2 separate regions of the Homo sapiens genome follow, and region 2 is linked to region 1. A link is a loop called in an ENCODE intact Hi-C map of the cell type or tissue named here. Cell type or tissue: heart right ventricle. All regions are shown on one strand. Links, peaks and the distances in the headings refer to the core of each region. The heading gives the core; the rest is flanking DNA. Region 1 overlaps PRKCH-AS1 (PRKCH antisense RNA 1). Region 2 overlaps PRKCH (protein kinase C eta).

Evidence for each region. Peaks named below come from ENCODE experiments on the same cell type or tissue, not always from the same donor. Only the 100,000 strongest peaks of a DNase experiment are listed, where the experiment ranks them.
Region 2: a loop joins it to region 1, with 2.5 times the contacts of the local background. A loop is called at or near these places in 14 of 110 quality-filtered maps.

The regions. Positions count from the first base shown.
Region 1 is chr14:61,302,735-61,312,998 of GRCh38, forward strand. It overlaps PRKCH-AS1 (PRKCH antisense RNA 1), which reads right to left. Exons shown (of 5, transcript NR_186042.1): 2 at 4,334-4,501. It also overlaps a transcript of PRKCH not described here. Among named protein-coding and RNA genes, the nearest start is that of PRKCH, 14 kb to the right of the region's middle. In heart right ventricle, for the core only: no CTCF peak of the experiment used is centred there; no DNase peak of the experiment used is centred there; H3K27ac peaks cover 2,835 bases; H3K27me3 peaks cover 600 bases.
Region 2 is chr14:61,427,774-61,438,037 of GRCh38, forward strand. The region is part of intron 2 of PRKCH (protein kinase C eta); the gene reads left to right. Among named protein-coding and RNA genes, the nearest start is that of PRKCH-AS1, 110 kb to the left of the region's middle. In heart right ventricle, for the core only: no CTCF peak of the experiment used is centred there; no DNase peak of the experiment used is centred there; H3K27ac peaks cover 5,773 bases.

The sequences.
Region 1 (10,264 bases), core at 1,534-9,533:
GAGCATATTCTGTATTTTTCAATCCTTTGAAATTTATTAAGCCACATTTTATATTTCAGCACGAGATCTATCTTGGTAACTAGTCCATGTGCACTTGAAAATCGTTGTTTATTCTGCAGATACTAGGTGAAGTATTCTCTATTTATCAATTAGGTTAAGTTGGTTGATAGTGTTCAAATCATTTATATTCACATATCTATGTCTAGTTCTACAAAGTACATGTAGGTGAATTAAAAATGTTCAACTGTGATTACAGATTTGTATATTTGTTCCTTCAATTTTTTTTTTTTTTTTTTGAGACAGGGTCTCACTCTGTCATCCAGGCTGGAGTGCAGTGGCATGATCTGATCACAGCTCATTGCAGCCTTGACCTCCTGAGTTCAAACAATCCTCCTGCCCCAGCCTCTCGAGTAGCTACAGATGCTACAGCTACAGATGTCTATCACCATGCCCACCTAATTTTAAAATTTTTTTGTAGAGACAGGATCTCACTATGTTGCCCAGGCTAGTCTCGAACTCCTGGGCTTGAGCATTCCTCCCACCTTGGCCTCCCAAAGTTCTGGGATTATAGGCATGAGCCACTGTGCTGGGCCTGTTCCTTTAATTTTCATATCTTGCTTCTTATACTTGAAGCTTTTTAGTCACATAAACATTTATATTTTTTATGTCTTCATGATGAAATGACCATTTTTCATTAAGGAATGTCACTCTTCAACTTTGATAATTCTTTTTGACTTGAAGTTTGTTTTGTATAATAATAGTATATCAATACCAGGTTTCTTAGATTTGCTTGGTCTATGTTTTCCCTTCCTTTTACTTTCAACCTATCTGGATCTTTAAAATGCATTGCATCTCATGCCAAAGCTCTTACTTGAATCTTGCTTTTTATTCATCCTTGCAATCTTTTTCTTTTCTTTGGACTGTTTAGTTCATTTATATTTAATATAATTATTGATTTGGTAGGATTTAAGTCTATCACCTTGCTATTTGTTTTCTGCTTGTCTCATTTTTTGTTTGTTTCTCATTTCCTCCTTCATGGCTTTATTTTGGTTTATACAATATTCTTAGTATTCTAATTCATTTATTGATTTTAAAGTTATATGTCTGTATTTTTTTTTTTTTATGGTTGCTATAGGGCAGCATTCTCCAACTAAATGTTCTTTAGTAGTGAAAATGTTCTATGTCTTTCCAATATGGTAGACACTGGCTACCTGTGACTGTTGATACCTTGAAATATGGCTAGTACAACTGAAGACTGAAATTTAAATTTTATTTATTTTTAATTAATTTAAGTTTAAATTTAGTCACTTGTGGCTACTGACTACCATAGTAGTCAGCACAACCTTAACAGTCTGTTTAGAGTTAATATTATACTACTTCATGTGAAATGTAAGAATCTTACAATAGTACAATTTTGTTAACTCTGTCCTTTTTTTCTTTCTCCAAAAGCATTGCTTAAAATAAACACACACACACACACACAAACAAAACCCTCTGTCCTTTTTTGTTATTGCTGTCATGTATTTTACTTCTACATGAATTGAGAGTCCTACAATATATTTGTCTTTAAATAGTCTGTTTTAAAAAAATGAGAAGAAAAAAGTTCTTTATATTTACACGTCTACTTACCATTTCTGGTGCTATTTATTACTTTCTGTAGTTTAGATTTCCCTGTGCTATCATTTTCCATCACCACCGCCCCCAATTCTTCTATTAGTATTTAATATAGTTTACAATGAATCCTCCCAGCATTTGTTTATCAGAAAATGTCTTTTTTGTTTTCATTTTTGAGAAAATGTTAGAATTCTGGCCAGGTGTGGTGGCTCACACTTGTAATCCCAGCACTTTGGAAGGCTAAGGCAGGAGGATTGCTTGAACCCAGGAGTTCAAGAACAGTTTGGGCAACGTAGCTGAGACCCCATCTCTAAAAAAAAAAAAAATTAGTTGGACATAGTGGCATACACTCGTAGTCCTAGCTAATTGGGAGGCTGAGGTGAGAGGATCACTTGAGCTTAGGAGGTTGAGGCTGCAGTGAGCTGTGACTGCATCACTTCACTCCAGTCTAGGCGACTGAGCCAAACAAGGTCTTAAAAAAAAAAAAAAGCTGGGTTGCTCTATTCTTTCAGTACTTTAATGGCATCATTCCATTTCTTTTGGCCTCCACTGTTTCTAGTAAGAAGTCAACTGTGATTCATAGCATTGTTCCCCTTATGTCATTGACTTTTTTTTCTGTTTCAACATTTATTCTATATTTTTGGTTTTTAACCTTTTGACTACAGTGTAGCTGGTGTGTTTTCTTTCTTTATTTTATTTTTTGTATTTATTCTGCTTGGAGTTTGTTGATTCTTCAATCTGTAGGCTGATGTTTTTCACCAAATTAGAGAATTTTTTTAAAAATTTCACTCTACCCCATTTTCTTTTTCCTTTCTTTTACTGAGACTCTAATTATTATTATCTTTTACTTTAGAGATAGGGTCTCACTCTGTCCAGCACGGGCTGGAGCACAGTGGTACAATCAGAGCTCACTGCAGCCTTTACTTCAAGGCTTAAGTGATCCTCCCACCTCAGCCTCCCAAGTAGCTAGGACTATAGACATGTGCCACCATGCCCAGCTTTTTTTTTTTTTTGGTAGAGATGGGGGTCTCACTGTGTTGCTCAGGCTGGTCTTGAACTCCTGCCTCAGCCTCCCAAAGTGTTGGGATTACAGGTATGAGCCACCATGCTTAGCCTTAGGACTCCAATTATATATATACTAACTTTGCAGGGTTGTTCCAGAGTTCACTGAGGCTGTTTATATATTTTTTCCAATCTTTTCCTTTCTGTTATTAAATTATATAATTTCTATTGCTCTCTGTTAGAGATAATTCACCCATCCTTTTGCCATCTCCAAACTGCTCTAACCATCGAATAAATTTTACATTTCAGATATTTGCTTTTTATTTCTAATATATCCATTTGGTTTATTTCTTTGCTGATCATTCTCATCTGTTTAATCACATATTCATCTTTTCCCATGCATCCTTACATATATTTATAATAGCTGTTTTAAAGACCTCATCTGCTAATTCCAACATTTGGGTCATCTTGGATTCTGCTTCTATTGACCATGTCTTATTTTGATTATGAGTCACATATTTCTGCTTCTTTACAGGTACAATATTTTTTAACCTCCTGTTGAATATTGTTATAAAGGAGTTACAGAGAGTCTGGATTATGTTATCTTCTTTTAAATGGTGTTGAGGTTTATTCTATCAGGCTATTAAACTACTAAAAAATCCTCTTGATCTTGCTAGGCTTTGTTTTGTTATGTATTATTATTATTTATTCTATGTCAGTTTTATCCTTAGTCCTGAGACATGGCCCTTTGTCTGGGACATGGTATTTACTCCTAAGGTCTATCCTCTTTAGAATTTCAATTGAATGGATGAGGTGCTTAGTAAGGTCTCTCCATTTAGGCTGGGACAGTATTCCAGTGTTTGCAGTACTGCACAGTCTATGATATCTTGGCCCAGTTCTCTTGTTCATAGCAACCATTCTCTGCTAGGCCTCATTAAGTCCTATCCTGCACATGGGCTACACAGGAATGCTTGTGAAATCTTCTTTGTCCTCTTCTTCTGCATACTCCTTTCTTTGTGGTATTCTGTCTTACAAATTTCAGGGATGACAACTACTCTAAACTTTTATCTAGATTTCTTCAGCTCAGCAAGACTTCCATACTTCCTTGGATTCCACTTCCTTTTAGTCTACTTGGTGTCCCCAGACAGAAAGCTGAAGAGGACGTGCAGATCACATTGTGTTTCCTTTCTCTCAAGTATCACTGCCCTGCAATGTTTGTTGTCAAATGTCTAGAATCAGTTATCTTGTGTATTTCTAGTTGTTTCTAGTGGGAGGATGTGTCTGGCATTAGCTACTATCTATGGCCATAAGTGAATGTCCTCTGATGTATGTTTTGGTATATTGTCTACAACTTAATAACGTACGAAAACACACAATCACATTTTTCCTTTTTAAATTTAAAGATCTGTCTTTCATTACTGTATTAGGCCACTACTCTTCATGATTATAGATATTCTTAATGTAACTTCAATAACCATTAGTTTGTTGAAGTTCCTTTAAATGACTGTAATTAACATTTCTAAATTATAATTATTAATAATTAATGTGAAATATACATCTGTACGACTCATTGCAGCTTTTACCAAACACTGAAAAGACATTTTTAAAGAGTTTAACACAAGATTTGGGTATAGAACAAAGTATATTCTAATATGCTTCTATTTTTTTAAAGTGAGATAAAATAAAATTTCAAGACAATAAAATCATCTATACAAACCTTGTTCACTGGTACAAGATTTAACTTGTAATTTTCTTAACAACAACAGGGCCGGGTGCAGTGGCTTGTGCCTGTAATCCCAGCACTTTGGGAAGCTGAGGCAGGAAAATCGCTTGAGGCTAGGAGTTCAAAACCAGCCTGGAAAGCATAGCAAGACTCTGGTCTCCACTATAAAAACAATAACAACAGTAAATAACTTTTTTTCCTACTGGTTATAATTTCACTGGCACATCAAAGAAAATTCCAGAAACAAACTTGTCACAGACATTGTATTTCTAAGAAAGGTGATATATACATCATCAACAACAGCATAATTTATATGTTTTACTTTATTGTTTAACAAACCATATCAAAGCAATCTAAACAATAATGCTGTTTAAATCAATCAATCAGATAAGGCCTATTGATCCAGTAATTTACTTGAGATAGGACCCGCTCTGGGAGCCTCTAGCCTTACATTCTGAAGACCCAGAGAATGTGTAATAAAAAACATGCAGATACTCAGCTCTGATTCTGGCTCCTCATCTGTAAAATAAAGGTTTGGTCTAGAGTTCTCTAGCATATCTTCAAATGGACCCATTTTTCCTGTGTTCGTCTGGCCCATCTTATTACAATGCTGTTTTTTTGTTTTTTATCATAAAACATTCATTCTATACATTTATTTTCATCTCAAAGTAATGATGGCCATATTTCTGTGTGATTATAACAATCTTCAAATAACTATAAATGGGAACAAAAATAAACATGCAGCTAAATGCCAGGTAATTTTATTTTATTATTTTTGAGTGAGACAGGGTCTCGCTCTGTCACGCAGGCTGGAATGCAGCAGTGCAATCAGGGCTTACTGTGACCTTGAAGTCCTGAGCCCAAGCAATCCTCCCACCTCAGCCTTCTGAACAGTCAGAACCACAGGCACACATCAGCACACCTGGCTAATTTTTAATTTTTTTTTGTAGAGATGGGGATCTCACTATGTTGCCCAGGCTTGTCTTGAACTCCTGGCTTCAAGTTATCCTCCTGCCTTGGTCTCCCAGAGTGTTGGGATTACAGGCATGAGCCACTGTGTCTGGCCCCAGGTAATTTGAAAACTTAAAATGTGTAACAATTATTCTATAAATATAATGCATTGAGTCTCTGATTGCTATTACATAAATGGACCAAAACTAAGAAACATAGCTTGTGCATTTACGTGGAAATATAGATGCTAGAATGATATCACTGCCTGCCACCAGTTATCTAAAACGGAGTCCAAGTTTTTAAAGTCATTTCCTAACTAATGTTAACAAGCACAGGTGTTTCCTGATTTCAGTTGTTCGGACTCTTAAAATGAGTAACTCAGGGAAATGTGTAAAATTCCTTTGTTGACTTCCTTTCTCCTGTATCAAGCCCAAGTTTCATCTTAGTACTCAGTGTGGTTTTTATATTATCACACCCATTGTACCCATGAGCTTATCATCTGCCTTTATTTTTGTTATACTCACCAGAGCACTTGTGTCTTTCTTGCTACTTGTGTTATTTTTCAAGTGTTCCTCCACATATATGTGTGTGTATGTTATATATTATTTTTTATTTATTTTTTGAGACAGAGTCTCGCTCCATTGCCCAGGCTTGAGTGCAGTGGTACAAACACGGTTCACTGCAGCCTCAAACTGCTGGGCTCAAGTGATCCTCCCACCTCAGCCTCCCGAGGAGCTAGGACTACAGGCATTTGCCACCACACTGGGCCTAGTTTTAAATTTTTTGTAGAGACAGAGTCTCACTATGTTGCCCAGACTGGTCTTGAATTCCTGGCCTCAAGCAATCCTCCAGCGTCAGCCTCCCACAATGCTGGGATTACAGGCATAAGACATCACGTCCAGCCTCCTGCATATTTAGAATCTCAGTTTAAGTGATTATATTTGGACTAAAAGAATATGTCAAAAATTCTACCTCTGAGCGGGGCACCATGTCTCATGCCTATAATCCTAGCACTTTGGGAGGCCAAGGTGGGAGGATCACTTAATATCTGGAGTTCAAGACCAGCTGGGCAACATACCGAGACCCCGCCTCTACAGAAAAATACAAAATTAGCTGGGTGTGGTGGCACAAGCCTGTAGTTTCAGCTATTCAGGAAGTGAGGTGGGAGGATCACTTGAGCCTGGGAGGTCGAGGCTGCAGTGAGCCGTGATTGTGCCGGTGCACTCCAACCTAGCTGACAGGAGTGAGACCCTGTCTCAAAAAAAAAATTACCTCTGATTTGAAGGTTCTCTGCAAATGGCAGGGTTGAGCCCCCTGCATAGTCATGGATCTGTGGCAGGGGCCAAAGGATGAGGTGAATAGGAGGGGATCTGTGGCAGGCAGGAAGGATAAAGCAAATGGAAGGGAAAGTGAGCAGCAGGATGAGGCAGAGCTGATAACATTAATACAATGCTGCAGGGCTTTGCAATGCGCTTTAAATTCAGTTTCTCATTTAATTCTGTGCAATTATATGATTTGTCCAAGGCCATCTAGCAATTTTGGGAGGATGCAAACCAAAGTCTTTGAAAGCTATTGTCTCCTATGCCTAGGGTTCTTAAACTTGAGAGAAGAAAAATCACCCAAATTTGTCAAATATTGTCAAATCCCAATATTTGGATCATCTAACTCCCCATGCCACCCCAAAAGGTCATGAATGGAAGATCTGAATTACCTTGCTATTACCTACTGGCTTCTAGAACTAAAATTATGTTGACTACTTTATTAGTCCATACTGCTATAAAGAACTGCCCGAGACTGGGAAATTTATGAAGAAAAGATGTTTAATTGACTCGCAGTTCCATATGTCTGAGGAGGCCTCAGGAAACTTACAATCATGGCAGAAGGGGAAGCAGGCACATCTTACATGGTGGCAGGCAAGAGAGAGTGCAAAAGGGAAAGAACCCCTTATAAAACCATCAGATCTCATGAGAACTCACTCACTATCACAAGAATAGCATGGAGGGAACCGCCCCCCCTCCGTGATCCAATCACTTCTCTCCCTCAACAAAACACATGGGGATTACAATTCGAGATGAGATTCGGGTGGGGCACAGAGCCAAACCATATCATTCCATCCCTGGCCCCTCCCAAATCTCATATCTTTTCACATTTCAAAACCAATCATGCCTTCCCAACAGTCCTCCAAAGTCTTAACTCATTTCAGCATTAACTCAAAAGTCCACAGTCCAAAGTTTCATTTGAGACAAGGCAAGTCCCTTCCGCCTATAAACCTGTAAAATAAAAAACAAGTTAATTCCTTCCAAGATACAATGGGGGTACAGGCATTCGGTAAGTACACCCATTCCAAATAGGAAAAATTGGCCAAAACAAAGTGGCTACAAGCCCCATGCAAGTCCAAAATCCCGCGGGGCAGTCATTAAATCTTAAAGCTCCAAAATGGTCTCCTTTGACTCCATGTCTCACAGCCAGGGCACACTGATACAAAGAGTGGGCTCCCATGGCCTTGGGCAGCTCCACCCCTGTGGGTCTTCAAGGTACAGCTCCCTTCCTGGCTGCTTTCGAGGTGTTGGTGTTGAGTGCCTGTGGCTTTTCCAGGCACCTGATGCAAGCTGTAGGTAGATCTACCATTCTGGGGTCTGGAGGATGGTAGCCCTTTTCTCACAGCTCCACTAGGCAGTGACCCAATGGGGACTCTGTGTGGGGGCTCCAACCCCACATTTGCCTTTGCAGTGCCCTAGCAGAGGTTCTCCATAAGGGCTCTGCCCTAGCAGCAAACTTCTGCCTGGACATCCAGGCATTTCCATACATCTTCTGAAATCTAGGTAGAGGTTCTCCAACCTCAATTATTGACTTCTGTGCACCTGCAGGCCCAACGCCAAGTGGAAGCTGCCAAGGCTTGGGGCTTGCACCTTCTGAAGCAACAGCCTGAGCTGTATGTTGGCCCCTTTTAGCCACAGCTGGAGCTGAAGCAGCAGTGCATGGGATGCAGGGTGCCATGTTCCAAGGCTGCACAGAGCAGAAGGGCCCTGGGCCTGGCCCATGAAACCAAGTTTTCCTCCTAGGCCTCCAGATCTGTGGTGGGAGGGGCTGCTGCCAAGATCTCTGTGACATGCCCTGGAGACATTTTCCCCATTGTCTTGGCAATTAACATTTGGCTCCTTGTTACTTATGCAAATTTCTGTGGCCAGCTTGAATTTCCCCCCAGAAAATGGGTTTTTCTTTTCTATTGCATCATCAGGCTGCAAATTTTTCAAACTTTTATGCTCTGCTTCCCTTTTAAACATAAATTCCAATTTCAGATCGTCTCTCTCAACTTCAGAGGCAAAATGCCATCTGTCTCTTGGCAAAAGGATAGCTCCAGTGTTCAATAAGTTCCTCATCTCCATCTGAGACCACCTCAGCCTGGGCTTCATTGTCCATATCACTACCAGCATTTTGGCTCCAACCATTCAACAAGTCTCTAGGAAACTCCAAACTATCCCATATCTTCCTGTTTTCTTCTGAGCCGTCCAAACTGTTCCAACGTCTGCGTGTTACCCAGTTCCAAAGTCACTTCCACATTTTCAGGTATCTACAGCAGTGCCCCACTCTTGGTACCAATTTACTGTATTAGTCTGTTTTCACACTGCTACAAAGAACTGCCTGACACTGGGTAATTTATAAAGAAAAGAGGTTTAATTGACTCACAATTCCACATGGCTGGGGAGACCTCAGGAAACTTATTTCGGTTGGTGCAAAGTAATTGTAGTTTTTGTAAATGTAATTGTGTTTACCTTTAATGGCAAAAACTGCAATTACTTTTGCACCAATCTAATACAATTATGGTGGAAGAGGAAGCAAGCAAGTTCATCCTACATGGCAGCAGGTGAGAGAGTGTGCAAAGGAGAAAGAGCCCCTTATAAAATAATCAGATCTCACAAGAACTCACTCACTATCATGAGAACAATGTGAGAGAAACTGCCCCTATGATCCAGGGTGGTTGACATGTGGGGATTAGAGGTCCCTTGACATGTGGGGATTACAGGTCCCTCCCTCGACATGTAGGGATTATAATTCAAGATGAGATTTGAGTGGGGACACAGAGTCAAGCCATATCAACTACATAGTGGGATTTTATTAAATTAGTACTGAAAAGAAGCAGTACCTTAATTTACCTACTTTACTTGTCCAGCATTTTGAATAAACATTTGCTAAATTTCTGTGTTCAAAACAAATGATTCTTGTGCTTCAGCTTCCTAAGCAGCTGGGATTACAGGCATGTGCCACCATGCCTGGCTCATTTTTGTATTTTTAATAGAGATGGAGTTTCGCCATGTTGGCCAGGCTGGCCAACATATTTTACACCAAATAGGGTCATGATGAATTACAGTTTGATAGCCTGCTTTTTTCACTAACAATATATTGAGAAAGTCTACAATGGCTACTCTAGTAAATAGCTATGGCTACATCCTGGTAAAATAGTCAATTTAAAGTGAAGCTCTCCATATTGGTCCATTTTCATACTGCTATGAAGAAATACCCGAGAATGGGTAATTTTTTTTAAAAAGAGGTTTAATGGAATCTCAGTTCCACATGGCTGGGGAGGCCTCTCAATCATGGCAGAAGGTGAAGGAGGAGCAAAGGCACGTCTTACATTATAGCAGGCAAGAGAGTGTGTACAGTGGAACTGCCCTTTATAAAACCATCAGATCTCATGAGATTATTCACCATCACAAGAACAGCATGGGAAAACCTTCCCCCATGATTCGATTACCTCCCACTGGCTCCCTCCACAACATGTGGGGATTATGGGAGCTACAATTCAAGACGCGATCTGGGTGGCACACAGCCAAACCATATCACTCTCCCCCCGCCTCCCACAGCTATGAAAAACATAACTAAGAAGGCCTGAGTGACCTCCTTAACATTAAGATCATTTGAATTGATAATAAACATTTTGTGTATTAAATTTTATCACTATAAAAACTATTCAGT
Region 2 (10,264 bases), core at 1,529-9,528, 130 kb after region 1:
CAGGGTTTCATCATGTTACCCAGGCCGGTCTCAAACTCCTGGGCTCAAGTGATCCACCTGCCTCAGCCTCCTGGAGTGCTGCAATTACAGGCATGAGCCACTTCACCCAGCTGTTACCTTTATCTATCATGTGATGCTAGCTGAGTGTGGTGGCTCACACCTATAATCCTAGCACTTTGGGAGACTGAGGCAAGTGGATCGTTTAAGACCAGGAATTTGAGACCAACCTGGGCAACATGGTGAAACCTCATCTCCACAAATATATATATATAGATAGATAGATAGATAGATAGATAGATAGATACACACACACACACACACACATATATATATACACACATATATATATATATATATATGTATCTCACACGATGCTATACCAGAGTCAGGTTGAGTTGGTATTTTTGTAGAGACAGGGTTTCACCATGTTACCCAGACTGGTCTCAAACTCCTGGGATCAAGCAGTCTACCTGCCTCACCCTCCGAAAGTGCTGGGATTATAGGTGCTCTGCACTCTAGCCTTTGTAACAATAAGGGTCTATTCTGTCGGTTTTAGGTCTCTATTTTAGTGTTAATGCTGGTCAGTTGAGTCTAAACTCCAAAAGGGAGAGGATATAATGAGGCATGTCTGACTCCCTCTTTGCGTCATGGCTTTCACTAGTTTTTCAGGGGTTTTTTTTAATCCCCTTGGTTGAGAAGGGGTCCATTCAGTCAGTAGGGGGAGCTTAAAATTTTATTTTTGGTTTACAAAGTGAAGAGCTTTCCTCTTTTAAGTCCTCACCATATAACCAGTCTCTACCAGATGCTGAGAATAGCTTAAACTTTCTTACTGTCTTATTTGAGCCTGGGGTGGTTTGTTGTAGGACCTTATCAACATAGATTTTTTGATAATTGATCTACTTTACTTCGATGTCTGAGTAAAGCTTTAACCTGGCCCTTAAACACCAAAAATGCTTTAGTGGGAGCTCTTGTTTTGGGAAAATGAAAAATTTCTGTGTCTATCAATCACGGAAAGTATTCCCCACTGGTTTGATTCTGAAATTCAATCATTGCCTATGAAAGTTAAAAACATTTTTTTTTCCCTGTAGCTAGCTTTTACTCTGTCTCTTTAAAATACCTTTTTTTGGAGGAGAGGTGGAGCAAGATATGTGTAACTATAGTTTTTTCTTTTTTTGCTTAGATGGTTTAAAGAATTCTGCATGTCATAGTTGACATTCCATCATTATCCTGTGTTCCACAGTCAAGGCCAAAGGTTAAAAATAAGTTCTTAAAGGAAACAAAATTAAAGCAAGAGGGAATTACCTCTGAATTGTTTTAGGGACTCCTAGCATTTTGCATGAGTTTCTGTTGGTCTGGAGAATAGAAGGAAGCATGAAAGGTTTCATTCCTTGCAAATCAAGTGAAACTGGCTCCTACCCTCTTCTTCAATACAAACATGAAACAGAAAAAGTAGACTGGAAGACCAGAAAGGGCACAGATTTTTATACCATTTTCATCAGGATTACTATGTTCATGTTATGGAACCAATTTGTAAGTTTTGGGTAACAGCTTAAATAGAAACCTATAGAACTGAGGCAACCTTCTGTTTCTCAAAGACAGATGGTGAAGCAACATTTATAAATGCTTTACAGTTAGAGAGCATATGCTCTCGTCCACTGTTTTTTGTCTTTGTGATCAAAGAAGGATTTGAGGAATTTCTTTTAAAAATCAGTCTGTACAATAACTGAGTACATTACTTTCAGATAATGGAGAATAGTCACACCCATTGTTTTCAGGGCCTCAGGGAATCCTAGAATGTGTGTCTTGTGGACTGTGTCATAGTTGGCTAGTTACAGTGGCAGTTACTAAAATCAAATCTGTTTCAATTAATAAAGAACTTGACAATGAAACTAACAAGACCCATTCTAAAGACGCCAGGAAAATAAAATAAAAACCCATATGTACTAGGAATTGTAAATAGAGAGGAAGCAGAAACAATGTAATTTGAATTATCTTATTAAAATTTTAAAATATTAAAATTTAACTAGTTTCTCTTATTCAGCTAGAGACGGTATAAAAACTTGGCAGAAGTGTGATTTTTGTCTATCTGCTGGCCAGAATAATACTATATAGATGGGATTTTGTAGGTTTTAGTCTCTCTACCCCGCTGTCTTCCAATATGTATGCAGAAAAAGTAAACATGATCCCTAACCTTTCTGAAACCTTCTTTACCTTCAGTCTACACATACATAGTCTTGGGCAAAGAGTTATCAGGTAAATTCCATGGAATCAAGAGTAGAGGCATATGTTGCTTTTCTTAATAGGAAAAACAGTGACTGTGTCCCCCTAAATAAAGTCATGATTCAATGAAAAGACAAACAGCCCAATTTTAAAAAAATGAGCAAAAGATTTGAACAGACATTTTCTCAAAAGAAATATGAATGGGCAATACACACATAGAAACATGCTCAGCAATTTTAGGCTTTAGGGATATGCAAATTAAGACCACAATGAGATACCACTAGAAAGGCTAAAATGAAAAAGACCAACAACACTAAATGTTGGTGAGACTGTGGAGCACTAGAACTTTTCATATTTTTAGTGGGAGTTCAAAATGGTACAACCGCTTTGAAAAATGGTCTGGCAGTTTCTTACAGAACTAAACAGACCACTACCTTGTTACCCAGCAGTTCTTAGGTATTTACCCAAGACAAATGAAGCATATCTCTGTCAATAGAAAAGCAGATGCCAGCCATGGTATGATTTTGAACAGCCAGTGGAATAAAAGAATAGGGACTATATCTGACCTTGCTGTTAGAGTAGTTAGGCAGATATGAGCGGGGCAGGAGAGGCCCCCCTCCCCCACAGGAATGTCAGGCAACCATCAGGTGATGGTCAGGTGGTTGTTAAACTGTCTCACTAACATACTAGTTGGTCACAGCTTGCACCAGGGAAAGCAGACTCCCAGTAGATAGAAAACACCTTAAGCTCTTAATCAGCAGCTTCCTTTTTTTTTTTTTGAGATGGAGTCTTGCTCTGTTGCCCAGGCTAGAATGCGGTGTCGTGATCTCAGCTCACTGCAATCGCTGCCTCCCGGGTTCAAGCGATTCTCCTGCCTCAGCCTCCCGAGTAGCTGGGACTACAGGCACGTGCCACCACGCCTGGCTAATTTTTTATATTTTTAGTAGAGATGGGGTTTCGCCATGTTGGCCAGGATGGTCTGGATCTCCTGACCTCGCGATCCGCCCGCCTCGGCCTCCCAAAATGCTGGGATTACAGGCGTGAGCCGCGGCACCCGGCCAATCAGTAGCTTCCTCATAGGATCTCAGGCGTTGGATGAGTGGGCTCAAACTTGCATGCTAAGAGACAAAATGGTGGAGTTTAGCTGGTGTATGACCTTCCTCTAGGAACACTCAATTGGTAAGGGAAAAATGCCTCAAATGAACATGTGCACAGCTTCAGTAAACACACTGTACATGCGGCCCTTCCCAAGTGCTGGCAGGCCACTGCACATGCGGACAGCCCACCCCAAGGAAAAACCAAGGGAGGAGAGACACAAACCTCAGCACCATGCCATTGTGTAAAAATCCCAAGTCAAGCGTCGGACAGGGTCCTCGGATCTCTCAAATTGCCCACTTGGCCCTCTTCCACGTGTACTTTGCTTCCTTTCATTCCTGTTCTCAAACTTTTTAATATACTTTAACTCCTGCTCTAAAACTTGCCTTGGTCTCATTCTACCTTATCCTCTCTGGCCAAATTCTTTCCTCCAAGGAAGCAAGAATCGAGTTGCTGCAGACCCATATGGATTCGCTGCTGCTAATGTTGCCATTTGGATTTTTTTTTCTTTTTAGAGTGTTCTAGAATGCATGCTTAGAGAAGGGAATGTAATCCTAGGACACCACTCAGCTCTGCAACAGTATAGCTCTGCAGTAATGAGTAAATGCTGTTTGTTGGTTTACTTTAAAGCTCTGCTACTGAATATATACAAATATACTGTTATATTTTCCTGGTAAAACCTTTTATTATACAATCACTTCTTTTTATTTCTAGCAATTCTTTCTTTTACAGTGTATTTTATCTGACGTTAATGTGGCTGCATTGCATGTCTTTTGGCTAGTATTTGCCCTGCTTTGCATCTTCTTTAATTCATTTACTTTCTACTTTTTCTACCTATGTCTTAGGTTTGTGCTTTATAAACAACAGGTGGTTAGATTTCCTATTTCTAGAAGTTTATTGAGATTCTCCCTCTACCACTGTCTCTACCAATTCCATTTTTTCCCACCTCTATTGGTTTGGAAGATAGAATCTCTCTCTCTTTTTTTTTTTTTTTAAGTGATTATACTTGGAATTTTAACATGTCTGTGTAACTAAGTCTAAAGTTAGCTACCACTTTACCCTCCTACTGAGCAATCTAAGGATGTTAGAATGTTTTTAACTCCAGTCACTTTCCTCCTGGCTTATGTGCATTTCCTTGATATTTTTGATATCTTTTTATTTTTCTTTTGAAGCTCCATTAACTAGATGTTATTAGTTATTCCATCCTTCTTTGTTTCTATTTACTTACATGTTTATAATTTTTTAACATACCACTTTCTTGTATAGCTCAAACCTTCCCTCGAACATTTCCCTCCTTCTTCAAGTAGATTCTCTTCAAGTACATTCTTTATTTAGCGAAGGTATTTGGTAGTGAACAATCTCAGTTTTCTGAAATATCTTTATTTTGCCCTCATTCTGGAAAGCTAGTTTCTTACTTTATTTTTTTAATAGACAGAGGGTCTTGCTTTGTTGCCCAGGCTGGTCTTAAACTTCTGGCTTCAAGCAGTCCTCCTGCCTTGGCCTCTCAAAGTGCTGGGATTACAGGCACGAGCCACTGCGCCCAGCAGTAACGCTAGTTTCACTGGGATCATGGACTCTTAAGAGCTAGAAGGAACTTCACTGATTATTTGACTCAGCCTTTTCCATTTCCAGAAAAGCCTGCCACCAGGCACAGAAAGAATACATGACTTCCAGAGTCCCTCGCTATATTGTCCAGACTGGTTTTGTACTCCTGGCCTCAAGTGATCCTCCCACTTCAGCCTCCCAAAGTCCTGAGATAATAGGCGTGAGCCACCGTGATCCCCTTTACCTTTTTCTTTTTTTTTTTCCTTTATTTCTTCTTAATAAAAAAAAAGTGGGGGGGATACATGTGCAGAGCGTACAGGTTTGTTACATAAGTATACGTGTACCATGGTGGTTTGCTGCACCTATTGACCTGTCCTCTAAGTTCCCTCCCCTCACCCCCCAACCTCTTCAAAAAAAAAAAAAAAAAACTATCAAAAAATGGTGGCCGAGGTTCAAAGCTCTCACCTTGGTTTTGTGATAAAGGTGGTTAATCTTTGGTGTTGGATTTCAAATTAGTCTGTTTACAGTGAGCAACAGTACAGCAGTTTTAAAAATCATGTTGAATCAGAAACATGAAGAAGGCAGCAGAGCTTTCTCTCCACCATGCACTTGGAGAAGGAAATGACTCGGCAGCATACTCCTCATGGCTAATATCCTTTAAGATTTTTCCAAAATCATGAAACCAGAACTTGAGAGCTTAAAAGGGACTTTAGAAGTCTACCAGTGGATAAGAGAGAAAAAAAAATCAAAAGGGAAATGGAATAAGCCAAACTAAAGGGCAGGATTCTTTTAGTTCTCAGCAGGAAACATATGTTTATCTGGAAAAGATTTTGGTTGGACAGGTTGTTTGTGTAAGAATCTTTTTTGTGAGGAAGGAAGATCAACCTGGGCTTGAAGGCTGGGGTGGGGGTAGAGAGAACAGTCCCTGAGCTTCAAGTAAATGAGAAAAATACACAGATTTTAAACAGAGGAGCCCTGCTTTCACGGGGATCATATGATCGTGCTATCAGCTTACTTTTAAGTTGTGATAATGTATACATACTTTATGAAATATGATTAAATGGTAACTTTAGTATTAGTGGCTACAAGAACAGAAACAGCAACTTTTAAAAAGATATGAAAAGATGTTTTGGGTGAAAGTAGTTGGCTGCGCAACACATAGAGTATAACATACATCATTAATTTAAGACTGTAGATGTACAGTATATATTTGGCATGTACACCAGGATTTTCAGTGATTATTGATGTAATAAGATTTATGATTTTTAAAAAGAAACTCTTCATGATAGTTTTCTGTACCACTTACATTTTCCATAGTGATCATCATATTGTCTTTATAAACAATGACAACAATAAATCAAAAAGAGAGATCTTACATGGTGCCTCTTCTCTGACAGCTGAGACCACATCATAGCTACGTTGTTCCCTTACATTGCATTTACATTACATTTAAAATGTTATCAGGAGGACAGAGGCTCATGAATGAGACATGTTCTCTCCAGTTAAATTTAGTAAAGAAGAATCAGAGAAAAATCTCCAGATAACTGGAAAATGTTTACATTTTCAAGTATATAAAACCAGGATACATTATCTTGTTTAAGCTTGGAGTTGACAATAATACCATTTTGAGATGTTTTTCAGATAGAATGACAGTGAGAGTCATAGTGGGGTTGCACCTCCACATGATGCAACCCAAATGTGATGGAACAGAAACATTTTTCTTCATCATCCTGAAACCGAGCAGTGATGATCCGCTGAGGAATGTTTAATTTTCATGTATTAAAAAATGAAGAATGTCTGACCTACTGTTAATGAGAAAAAAAAACACCAAAAAGGAAGAAAGAAGAAGTGGCAGCTAAAAGCCTTTTTATGGATGACGTCAATAGAGGAAAATGAAATATTCATAGAATCACAGCAAGAGAATAGGAATTCTGAACATTTTTGTAGAAGGAAACTGTAGGATTCTTGCAATTGATAGTAGGACAGGAGGGAATTTCCATCCTTATGTGTGCAGAAAGGAGTAGACACAGTGAAATTTGAAGACTATTGTAAACATTTTCTACTTCACTTCACCTTGAAGAAGTCTACAGAAAGCATATATGGCATAGCTGGGCAGAGTGGCTCATGCCTGTAATCTAGCACTTTGCGAGACCAAAGAGAGAGGATCACCTGAGCCCAGGAGTTTGAGACCAGCCAGGGCAACACAGTGAGACCCCAACTCTACTTTTTAAAAGATTTTTTAAAAGCATATATGGCAGTTAAATTTCAGTGAGAAATCAGGACCAGGGTAAATGTAAATACATTACTATAGCAGATAAATAAATATGGATGCCCCACCCATATTTCCTTTCATCCCACAACAGAAAGCTGGAAATGCTGAAAAATTAATACCTCCCACCCCTGAAGCAGCCATCAGCCAGTGAGGAATGGGAGCCAGAGGATAAATAACCCAACTTCCTCACCCGCTGAGGGTGTTCAACCAGGTCCTTGAAATTCCCGACAGGAATCGAGCCTCAGTTGCCCACCCTGGAAACCTGCTCAGTAATACGCTTATCGTTGGTTTCCTTCCCTTTCCTGTCTCACTTCTGTAATCCCCTGGTGCATCTGGGGGTTCCTTCCCGAATAAACTACTTGCAACTTAAGTCCCTATCTTGAACTCTGCTCCTGGGGGAATCCAAACAAGAACAGGTGGAGACAGAGTAGAACAAGGATAAGCAAAGCAAGAGAGGAGATCTGAAGACGTCTCTAAGGTTGTTTGAGTGACTCCAAGGATAGTGGTACAATTAGCTAGGAGAAAGAGAGGGTGGAGGAGGCCGAGAAGAGGGTTCAGCCCAACAAATGCCAAGTTTTAGGTAGCTTGGGGATACCTTGAAGAGATGCTGACAAGCTACTTAGAAATAAGTTTATTAGCTAGAAGCCGGAGCTGGCCAGGCACAGTGGTATGCACCTGTAGTCCCAGCTACTCTGGAGGCTCAGGTGGGAGGATGGCTTGAGTCCAGAAGCTGTTTGAGGTCAGCCTGGGCAATGTAATGAGACCTCATCTCAATATCAACAAACCTTATCTCAATATAAATGAATGAATGAATGAATGAATGAATGAATGAATGAAACCAGAGCTATAGCTGTATATTTGGGAATCCTCAGTGTACAGGCAGTTGATGAATGAACATCCAGAAAGACTAGAAGCATGGTATGCAGGGAACCTTGGAGCATACACATATTTAAAAATTGGGTGGAGGAGAAAAGCCAGTGAAGGAGACTAAGAAAGACGATTATAGAGAGAAGAACCAGAGCTGTTATTGGAGCCAAGGCCTCTTTCTTCAAGGACTGAGAAGGGGAGAGTTTGTACTTTGGAGTTTGCACAGATCACAGACATGAAAAAGGAAAGATGATGATGAGTGGAAAATGGGAGGTCAGGACTCTCCTCCCATCCTGATGTGGCAAGAGGCTTTTCTCATGGTTCTGGATGGAACTTTGGCCCTGTTGCAGATGCTCACATGCAACGTTCTGTTCTAATCACTGTTCTGCTGGCAGAGGAGGCTGGAGTGATGAGTGAGCATGGGCTCAGCTTGCGTGGATGCTATGAGCCGTAGGTCCTACTCAAGAGAGTCAGTCTAGTAACAAATTATTTTCCTCTCCTTCTTTTGCCATCCCATTTAGTTTGCAGGATGGTTGGTGTTTGTGTGGGCTGAGATTCCTCAGAGGGAACCAAAGCCCTGAGAAACATGTGTAGCAGCTGTTGATTTGGGTCTCCACAGTGAGATCCGGGTCTAATACAGTGAGTCCAACCACTTTATCTGAGTTTGGAAATAACTATGAGTACATAGTTAAGCTGTTTTCAAAAAACACAGAGGATTCTGTACTGCTAGTGCCATTGAGGGGGCTTTTGCTGCCATTTATTTTCAACTTATTTTTTTGAGGTGGAGTCTCACTCTGTCGCCCAGGTTGGAGTATAATGGCGTGATCTCAGCTCACAGCAACCTCTGCCTCCCAGGTTCAAGCAATCCTCCTGCCTCAGCCTCCTGAGTAGCTGGGATTACAGGTGCCCGCCACCAGGCCTGGCTAATTTTTGTATTTTTAATAGAGATGGGGTTTCACCATGTTGGCCAGACGGTCTTGAACTCCTGACCTCAGGTCATCTGCCCGCCTCAGCCTTCCAAAGTGCTGGGATTACAGGCATGAGCCGCCACACCCGGCCTTGCTGCCATTTTTAAATACCAAAACCTTTTGTTGCAGTCTTTGTCACAGGTGCTGGCACAAAATTCCTGGTACCTTCTCCCTGCTCTAATTCACCAAGTTCTCCTTCCTCTTTTCCAAAGACTACTAACATGGAAGTCTTCCTTAATTAGTTACAGGACTATATCTGCAACTCCTGTGATTTATTCGCTCAGTGCCCGTGTCACTGTCACCCACTGGTGGGGTGTGCTTGTTGTAAATACCCATTTAAATGTTTACATTTTCAAGTATATAAAACCAGGATTGTAAAATACCGTTGTATTTCCAGTTGTAAATAGCCGTTTAGTTAAGTTAGGCATTTGTTTATCACGCGTCCTAATCTCTGTTTGTGTCGTTACTGTCTCAGAGATCATCATCATCTGTGTTTACATTTTTATGCATCATTCTTTATGCAAGTAGTTCTTATTCAGTGTTTTTGATGATGTTAAGCAAAATTCTGTTGCTACCTTACCTCATTACCTTCCCGGGATATATTTTGCAGATATAAACCAATAATATTTTCTGGTTCTTTCTTGACTAGTAGCTTTTGGTTAACTCTAAGGTTTTTCTGTTTGTTTTTCTCACAGTTGTTTTCTCCCACGTGTACAAATGATAAAACAAATTATCTCAGGAAGAAGAAAAAAGACATTTGATAGTATATCCAGTAGTTCAACAATAGTCAACGGAGTCTGGTGTCCTCACTTCTGTCATTGGCTGCTTGACCTCACTTAACCTTCCTGTTAGTTTCTGTTTCCTCACTAGAAAATTTATTACTTTCTAGGGATACCAGGAGACCTGGTGTTAATAAAGGGCACAGTGCAGGGTGTGTGGAAGATTTTAGTGTCAGTTCTAGCACAAGCTAGCTAAATGTGTCTCGGGGTACATTAACTTCTCTAGGCCCCAATTTCCTAGGTATTCATTCTTCTTCTAGACAATAGACAGTTGAATTAAAAAATCCTTTCTATCGACCAGGTGCAATGGCTCACACCTGTAATCCCAGCAGTTTGGGAGGCCGAGGCAGGAGGATCACTTGAGCCCGTGAGTTTGAGACCAGCCTAGCAACACAGCAAGACCCTGTCTCTTAAAAAAAAAAATCCTTTCTATTCCTAGAACTCTAGGGTAGTGTGAAGTAAGGGTTTTCACAGTTACACTAGGTAAGTTACTACCTGTCGGGTACTTCTCTAATTAT